Regions from separate parts of the Mus musculus genome. Here region 2 is linked to region 1. Evidence: chromatin contacts called from ENCODE Hi-C or POLR2A ChIA-PET data. All regions are on one chromosome and are shown on one strand. Each heading gives the region's core, a stretch centred on a gene start or an enhancer-like site at or near the end of the contact. The rest is flanking DNA. Distances are from core to core; before and after follow the strand shown. Region 1 holds the start of Ergic2 (ERGIC and golgi 2). Region 2 holds the start of Tmtc1 (transmembrane and tetratricopeptide repeat containing 1).

Region 1 (3,846 bases), core at 569-3,068:
GAATTAGTAGTCACCTCTAGCTGAAGCCTGTGATAAAGAGGCTCTATGTACAGCTGAGAAGCTGGGCAACAGTTTCAGGACAAACAACACTGAGATTGGCAGCTAGGGAGAAGAAACAAACACAGAAGACTGTGATCCAATCAAATTTGAGGCTGGTGGTGATGTTCATATATAAAGAAGAATAGATTTGGGTTAGGAATAAGACATGCCGGGCGGTGGTGGCACACGCCTTTAATCCTAGCACTTGGGAGGCAGAGGCAGGCGGATTTCTGAGTTCGAGGCCAGCCTGGTCTACAGAGTGAGTTTCAGGACAGACAGGGGTACACAGAGAAACCCTGTCTCGAAAAAACAAAACAAACAACAAAAAAAGAATAAGACACAAAAGCCACTTGAGGTACATGTGAACCTTAGAGAGTAATATTAGTTTCTCTTTTGTTATTAACTAGCTAAAGCTTGTCCCCAATCTACGGAGAATTAAAAGGATGTCATAAAAATATAGTTTGAGCATTTTAACCCTACTCCTAAACCTCTCTTCAATAAATGAAACATAATGGGATGGAGTCTCTAAAAAGCAGACTGTTTCCCATATATTATGCCACCAATAATATGAAAATTAACCTATAAAGTCAGGCAGGTCTTCCTGGCAATGTAGTTCAGTGGTACAGCTTCACTTGTATCAGGCTCCAAATCTGATGCCAAGCACCAGACAAAACAACAAAACGAAGCAAAGAAAGAGAAGCATTAAAGAAAACCAGAGAAGCTAAATGATTGATTCATTGGTTAAGAAGTTTCACTCTTCGGGAAAAATTAACTTTTATGCTTGTTAGCTTTTAAAATTGTTTTTCTAAAAATAGCAGGGTCAAATTATTTAGTTTTGCTATGTTGTGAAACCCAACTCTCAGGGGGATCGTTATTACTCTAAAGGAAACGTGCCCTGGAGACAAAGGATCAGGTGTAACTAAATGAACAACAGTCCTGCCTTTATCCAAGCTACAGCCTATACACTGTAGACCTGGGTATGGAGACGACAGGGAGGAGCTGCCGATAGATTACAAGTGAGGTAAGTTTGCATTTTAGACATGTATCAACACATTATTATGCCCATTTGACAGATGAGGGGATAGAGATACAAAGAAATGCAATATGCTCAAAGTCACGATATTAACAAGTTAGATTGGATATTTAATTTAGGTAATCTTGGCTTGAGGCTGTGTTTATTATCCACGAACCTTAAGTCAAATAGGAATTTATGATTAATTGGAGTAGTCTTGAAAGTCTGGAGATTAAATTGCCACCAGAGTGCATGCATTTGTCCTTGGTTTGAAGGATGAGGGTCTCTTTTCAGTAAAGGAGTATACACACAGTCAATCTGTAGTCAAGATCTCCCAGCCTGTTTCTCTTTGACAGCTCTTAACTACTCTTTACCTCCCTCTTAAAACTCAAACCCTTACCTACTAACCAAGTAAATAGTGGTATTTCTTGGCAATAGTATTGTGAAGATTAGAGAAAACAGTGCTTTCTGTGTAGACATTCGTCATAAGTACGCTTTCCTTAAAACTGTTTTTAAACCACAACGCGTGCCTGTAAAATTTGGTAGCAAATGGGTAGGACGGGAGCTTGAGTGGGTTCCTCTCCAGCATTTCGGAGCCAACTTTTTTTCCAAAGCCCCTCTATTCCGTCCTGTGCTGTGAAGGGCCATGAGCACACACTGTCGGGCTTTCTTGCGTAGCTTACTTTTAGGGAATCCTTAAGCACACTGACCGAATAATCGAAACCGTTCTCCACGCCCGACAAGGGAGGTTTAGGTGTTGTAGACCGGAATAAATGAAGACGCAAAGCCGGAGGCCTCTCAACCACCTGAGCTGCAGTGTGGCCGGCGCCTTAAGGTGGCTGGTGATCACTTCCGGTCTGTAGTGCGGAGCGCCGTTCCAGTCGGTTTGTCTCGGGGTCAGGCGGAAGGTAACTTCCCCTTCCTGGAAAGGGACCGGCCTCCTATTTTCACTTAGTTTCCACGTAGCCACGCCCCTTTCAGGTTGACCGCGCCGCTTGATTAGATCACATACCGTCAACGCGGAAAGTATCGCGAGTTCTCCATTTGCGCTCCCTTCGGACATGGTCAGCCGTGAGAGTTGCTCTTGTTCTCGCGAGATCTTCGTGTGCGCCGGGCTCGGGCGACCCGGGCTTCTGTGAAACATGGCGGTCGGCTGGGACCGTACCACTAGGTAAGACGCTAAAACCCTGCCGGGGCCGTTTCCTTCGGCGGTTACGGGCGGACGGGGACCTGGGCGCGGCTGAGGGGGCTCCCAGGCCTGGCACTGGCCTGTACTCGTCGCGGCTCTGCGGAGCAGCTGGCCGCGGAGCCGCTCCGCTGCCCGGGGGCGTTCCTGCCGAGTGCCGCCGGCGTCCGCGCCCGCGGCCAGGGAGCTTCGGTGATCGGCCGCGCCCTTCGTTGTCTCGTCCAGGCTGTCGTGGACAGCAGCGACCCTGCCAGCACCGTGGTCACTCTCGCCGTAAATTAAAAGCCGGGCCTAGAGAGGGGCCGGGGCGGGCGCAGACGCCGAGGCAGGTGGTGTGTGTGTGTCCCGTTTGTCAGCTGTTGACCCATCCAGGGGATGACGGCTCAGCTCCTGATACGGGACCGCCGTGGGTATCGTAGACGAGATCTCGGAGATCTACGGGCAAACGTGTCATTAACTTTAGGCGTGCAATTCGGTGCCCTAGGCTATAGGCAAGTAACAGCTGTTTCGGTGTTTCGAGATAGGCTTTCGTTCGGAAGCAATTAAAGATAGTTAAATTAGGCATTCTTCATTGGTTTGAAGTTGTAATTCCGAATTTCACTTCTCCAACCTCCAGTGTACGTCCGTACCTAAAGAAACGAGTGTGCTGCTGCCTTGCGGAAGGTCTCTTTGCCTACCTTTCTTATTAGTTAACCTTAAGTTACTATTCCAGCTTGTAGAGGAAGATCCTGAGAAATAGAAATTCCATGCTTTTGTAGTGAGGGTCCTGGGAAGCAGCTTTCTTTCAGATAGTAAACTTGACTGCTTTGCTGAGTATTACACCTGATTTCACTTCGGAGGTACACATTAAAGAAACATGGCAAGTTAGAGGACTTCTGAAAGGAAGTCACTGTAGTCTAGAACATGAACAACAAAGATTTACAAAACAGCATTTATTTTCACCAGGGTTTGCCATTTAAATAATTCATTTTTAAACAGAAGTTGGTTTTAGACTGTGTGTGCTACAAATTCTTTTTAATAGTTTTCCTAGATTTTAATTTGGTGTTTTAATGACAGCTTGTCTTTTGACTTTTGTGCCCTAGTTTCCTCACCAATAAAATGAGAATCTTATAGTAATACTTACCTCAAAAAGCCAGAGAAGTGCTTCAGTAGAGACTGAAGAAGATTTGTTTTTTTCGAGACAGGGTTTCTCTGTATAGCCCTGGCTGTCCTGGAACGTACTTTGTAGACCAGGCTGGCCTCAAACTCAGAAATCCGCCTGCCTCTGCCTCCCAAGTGCTGGGATTGAAGACATGCGCCACCACTGCCCAACTAACACCCCACTTCTATTTTGATTAATAACTGGCAGCCCATATGTCCTACCCTTTTAGATAATAATCTGGAAGGAATTCTGAGAAGTTGAAGACCCTCAGATTTGTCATAACAGCTAGTAAGAAGTCCCCAGCAAGAGAGTTTGCTGATTGGTTTGTGTTTTTCCGGTCACAAAGCTTGTACAGTATATTACTTGCTGTCCCAGGAACTTTTTTTTTTTTAAATCATTAAGAAAGTTATAAGATTAGACCATTTACTGTAAACTGGGAGGCTTAAAATAGTGGAAGGGCCCTGTTTT
Region 2 (3,820 bases), core at 1,270-3,769, 230 kb before region 1:
TACTGTTGAGTAATCCCATTCCCGTGATGTTTATGAATGATCCTGTCTGAGCCTCAAATGTACTGGTGGAATCGTTTGTTTTAGAATGCCCTGGGTGGACACAGATATCTTAGAAGGCAGTACTCCTGCAATTACCAAGCTCTTAACCATAATTGGAGACTAAGCAGTGAGATATTAAATCTAATTTCCTTTTGGGCCCTTTATTAGCTGAGATGGTTGTTCTGTGCCTTGAGAGAGGAGCAAGCAGTTTGATGGCACCTGCTGTCTGACGGTGGCACTCTACGGCACAGAGCAGGATTAGGTCAGGAAATGATGTCCCCGGAGAATCTTCCTATGGGTGCTCCTGGTTCACAGTTCATGCTCTGAACATAGATGTGTCGGGCTCTGAAGATGTGATAAATTGAAACACATTTAATACTTCCAGACAGTGGAGCTTCAAGGTTAGCAACCTGAACACCACAGCATCACCACATCATTGACTGTGTGCTTTCCCAAAGTGCAGTTTCTGTGCAGTGGATGGCTCTTACACCACTGCCAAACTGGAAAGCTCTGGGCTGAACCTTGTAAGTGAGAGACCATCTAGATTCTGAATGAACTCCAAATCCATCATTTGAAGCAGACATAGTGAAAATGTCACTGATCGCTGGAGACAGCCTGCACTGAGATGCCACATACTGAACATACATGCTAAGCTTCCTGAATGCCTCTCCCTCTCTCTAGAGTCTCATCTCGGGTTCCCTTCATTAGGATCATTGTCACTGACAACTCTGACTCTGCTTCACCTAAAATCCCAAACTGCTGTGATGAGGGGAGGTGTGCCTCTTGTGAAAGAATGCTGTGAAGAAGTGTGCTTCTTGAAGTCACTCTCCTGGGTTTAGGGTATTGTCCCTAGTTAGCTCTTGTTCACCACACACACACACACACACACACACACACACACACACACACACACACAGTACTTGAGTAGCTTTGTGTCTCTACCCTTCATTAGCACAATGTGCACCAGGTAAAACCTACATCCATTTTTTTTATTACTCTGGAGGGAGCAAAGGACACAAGTGTGTGTGGTGTGTGTGTGTGTGTGTGTGTCTGTGTCTGTGTGTCTCGGTTCAGCAGTCACTGAGGGTCAGATGTTCTAAGAAAGCTGTCATTGGGACACAAGATTTCAGCTTTGCTCCTCTCTCACCAATTTTGATTCACCAAGAAAAACCAACAATAAACAAAACATCAAAAGAGGCAAGAATGGATCCTGTCTTGGACTATGTCCCTGTTAATTTGGGAACTGCTGCATTAAGTGCTCTGGTGTTTAAATTTAAGGAGCCATCGGGAGGCTCAAAGAACAAATTCTCCTTTCCATTTCAAGTTTCTTTTCTTTCTTGTCAAAAGTTTGATGTTGTTTGGCTTTTGTTTGTTTTAATGACGACTTTATTTTGAGGTTTGGGGTCTGGATGTATGAAGTCTCAGTTAATTTCAGTAATAAAGCCATGTCCATTCACAAGTGGCCTGAAAGAACCAACGGGGCTTTTCAGTATTAGGGGAAGTCAGTGTTTTTCTGGAATACCTCATTTATTTGTTGTGATTGGCATTCAAAAGTAGAACAGTTTCGAGAAAGACAGGAAGTTTCTGAGCCAGAGGCAATGCCAAGGCAGTCCATAGTTTTAATTTGTATTTAAGGGTCAAGGCAGTCTCCCAGGAGACAATAATTATTCCCAAGAGATCCAACCAGTAAAATAGCAGGTAAAGTAGCTGGGCCTGGGCAGCTGAGGTAGGGGGTACTCTAGGATTCGAGATCAGCCTGGCTTCTGTAGCCAATGCCCAGGACTGCCTGAATGTCAGCCTAAGGCAGGGTCTCAAAACCAAAACCAAAAGAAAGCCAGAAGTAATGTGTTCAGCGCCTCCTTCATTGCTTAAGAGTTTAAGGGAAAAACAAAAGGAAGAGCTTCCCATACGGAAATAAAAATCAAAACCGGGCTTATTATAAGCAGCAGCAGAAACAGCAAGGAGGCAGTTCACAGCCGGGGATGCACCCCTGGGCTTTGGGGAAAGGACTGCTGCGCGCGTTGCGTTCCCAGGACTGGGGCATAGCACCTTGGAAGACTTTAAGCCCTGCGGGTGCTGGAGCTTGTCCCCCATCTGTCCAGCTGGTTTCGAATCGCTCACGCCTCCAGGGAGAGAGGGTGTCCGGGTCCAGACTGAGTACCTGACAAGCCTGCCGATTTGCGGCCGGGAGGCGGCGGGGACCTGCCCCTCCGCAGCTGAGACCGGCTGGGGACTGGTCTGGGAAAGCAGTTGGGCGTACCCGGTGGGACCCTGGGTGGCCTTCCCGCGTGTCCCCTCAAGCCCTGCGGCGACCCGCTAAACCTGCGCGCTCTGGCTGTCCCGGACTCAGCGCCAGCTGGTAGAGGCCAGGTGTTGGGGACCTCAGGTCCCAGGATCCAGGAGGCGGAGGCGCGCAAGCGGGCATGCGCAGAGTGGGCGGAGGCGGCGGCGATGGCCCGGGGAGGCGGGGGGATCGCTGTTTATTTGCAGCTGGGCCACCGCGGCGGCAGAGCACCGGGCGCCCGGGCGGGGACAGTGGGCGTGCGATGCCTGAGCCAAGCAGGCCGCTGCGCGCCCGGGTCCCGGCCGGGGAGGATGCGCGCTGCGCGGGAGCGGCCGTGCGGGCGGTGCGATGCTGGTGACCCGCGGGGACCGCGGCGGCGGGGAGCGCGCGCCCTCGCGGCGCCCGCGCTGCGGGCTGGTTCCAGCGGGGGCCGCGGCGCTGCTAGCTGGGGCCAGCTGCCTTTGCTACGGCCGCTCGCTGCGGGGCGAGTTTGTACACGACGATGTGTGGGCGATCGTGAACAACCCCGACGTGCGGCCCGGGACACCGCTGCGCTGGGCCATCTTCGCTAACGACTTCTGGGGCAAGGGCCTGGCGGACAGCACCAGCCACAAGTCCTATCGGCCACTGTGCGTGCTGTCCTTCAGGTGAGCCTGTGCGTCCTGGGGTCTAGACGCCTCTCCTTGGAGAAGGGATGGTACGGCGGGGACACTTCTGACAGGTCCCTCGGTACCTCCTCTAGGTTGTTCTCCCCTTTCTCTCAGTTCTACCCCTGGTCTTTTAGTCATCAGCCAGATCCTCCTGGATTTATCTTGTGTTCTGGCTGTTCAGTCTGGTCCTCTAGGTTCTACGCTTTGCATCTCTGCCCTGTTCCGTTCTCCAATCTCTGCCCCAGGTCCTCTGGGCTCTATGCTTGGCGCTCCTGATTCTATCTTAAGTGTTCTCCAGGGTCTGTCCCAGGCCCTCACAACTCTAGTATTCTGTCAGCGCAGCCCCAGATTTTCTCTGAACGAGGTTCTCTCCGCTCTGCCCCGAGATCTCGTTGCTCTGGCTGGGTTCTCTCGGGTCGGACTCTGATCCTATTGCTCCAGGCTTAGTCCTGAATCCACCTGGCTCTACCTCTGGTCATTACCCGGGACAGCTTAAGGTTCTCAAGGCTTTGCTCAGGTTCTGAAGCACTACATCGTTTTCTTCTGGCTCTGTTTTGGGTACTCTCCGCGCTACTCGGGGAGATCTCTGCTCTGCCCTATATCTTCCCAGCTAAACCTAGGTTCTCCCGCGCTTCCTGGCTGCGGAGTTGGGACCGAGTTCTGCCTGCTATGTCCCCCGGGGCTTCAAGGATGGCAGACTTCTCGCTGGAGCTTTTCCTACCCGCGATTAGCGGGTTCCAGAGGGTGGCGATGCTCCAAGTTGTCAGCTTCTCCAGGGAGGTTGTACTGCTGGGCAGATGAGGAATAAAGGGACCGGACCAGGTGGCCTACGATGCTCCTGAAGCTG

Evidence for each region. Hi-C counts contacts between places; a loop is a spot of excess contacts on that map. ChIA-PET counts read pairs that join two places held with the same protein, here RNA polymerase II (POLR2A).
Region 2: a loop to region 1 is called in a map of left cerebral cortex, with 11 times the contacts of the local background. The contact joins the promoter of Tmtc1 here to the promoter of Ergic2 in region 1. A Hi-C loop is called at or near these places in 1 of 37 maps with a recorded cell type or tissue (left cerebral cortex). POLR2A ChIA-PET finds 5 or more read pairs at or near these places in 1 of 5 experiments (embryonic stem cell).

What each region holds. Positions count from the first base shown.
Region 1 is chr6:148,210,346-148,214,191 of GRCm38, reverse strand. Ergic2 (ERGIC and golgi 2) reads left to right here and starts at 1,818. Exons shown (of 14, transcript NM_026168.4): 1 at 1,818-2,222. 4732416N19Rik (RIKEN cDNA 4732416N19 gene) reads right to left here and starts at 1,904. Exons shown (of 2, transcript NR_015615.1): 1 at 1,762-1,904.
Region 2 is chr6:148,443,051-148,446,870 of GRCm38, reverse strand. Tmtc1 (transmembrane and tetratricopeptide repeat containing 1) reads left to right here and starts at 2,519. Exons shown (of 20, transcript NM_198967.5): 1 at 2,519-2,970. The coding sequence starts at 2,672.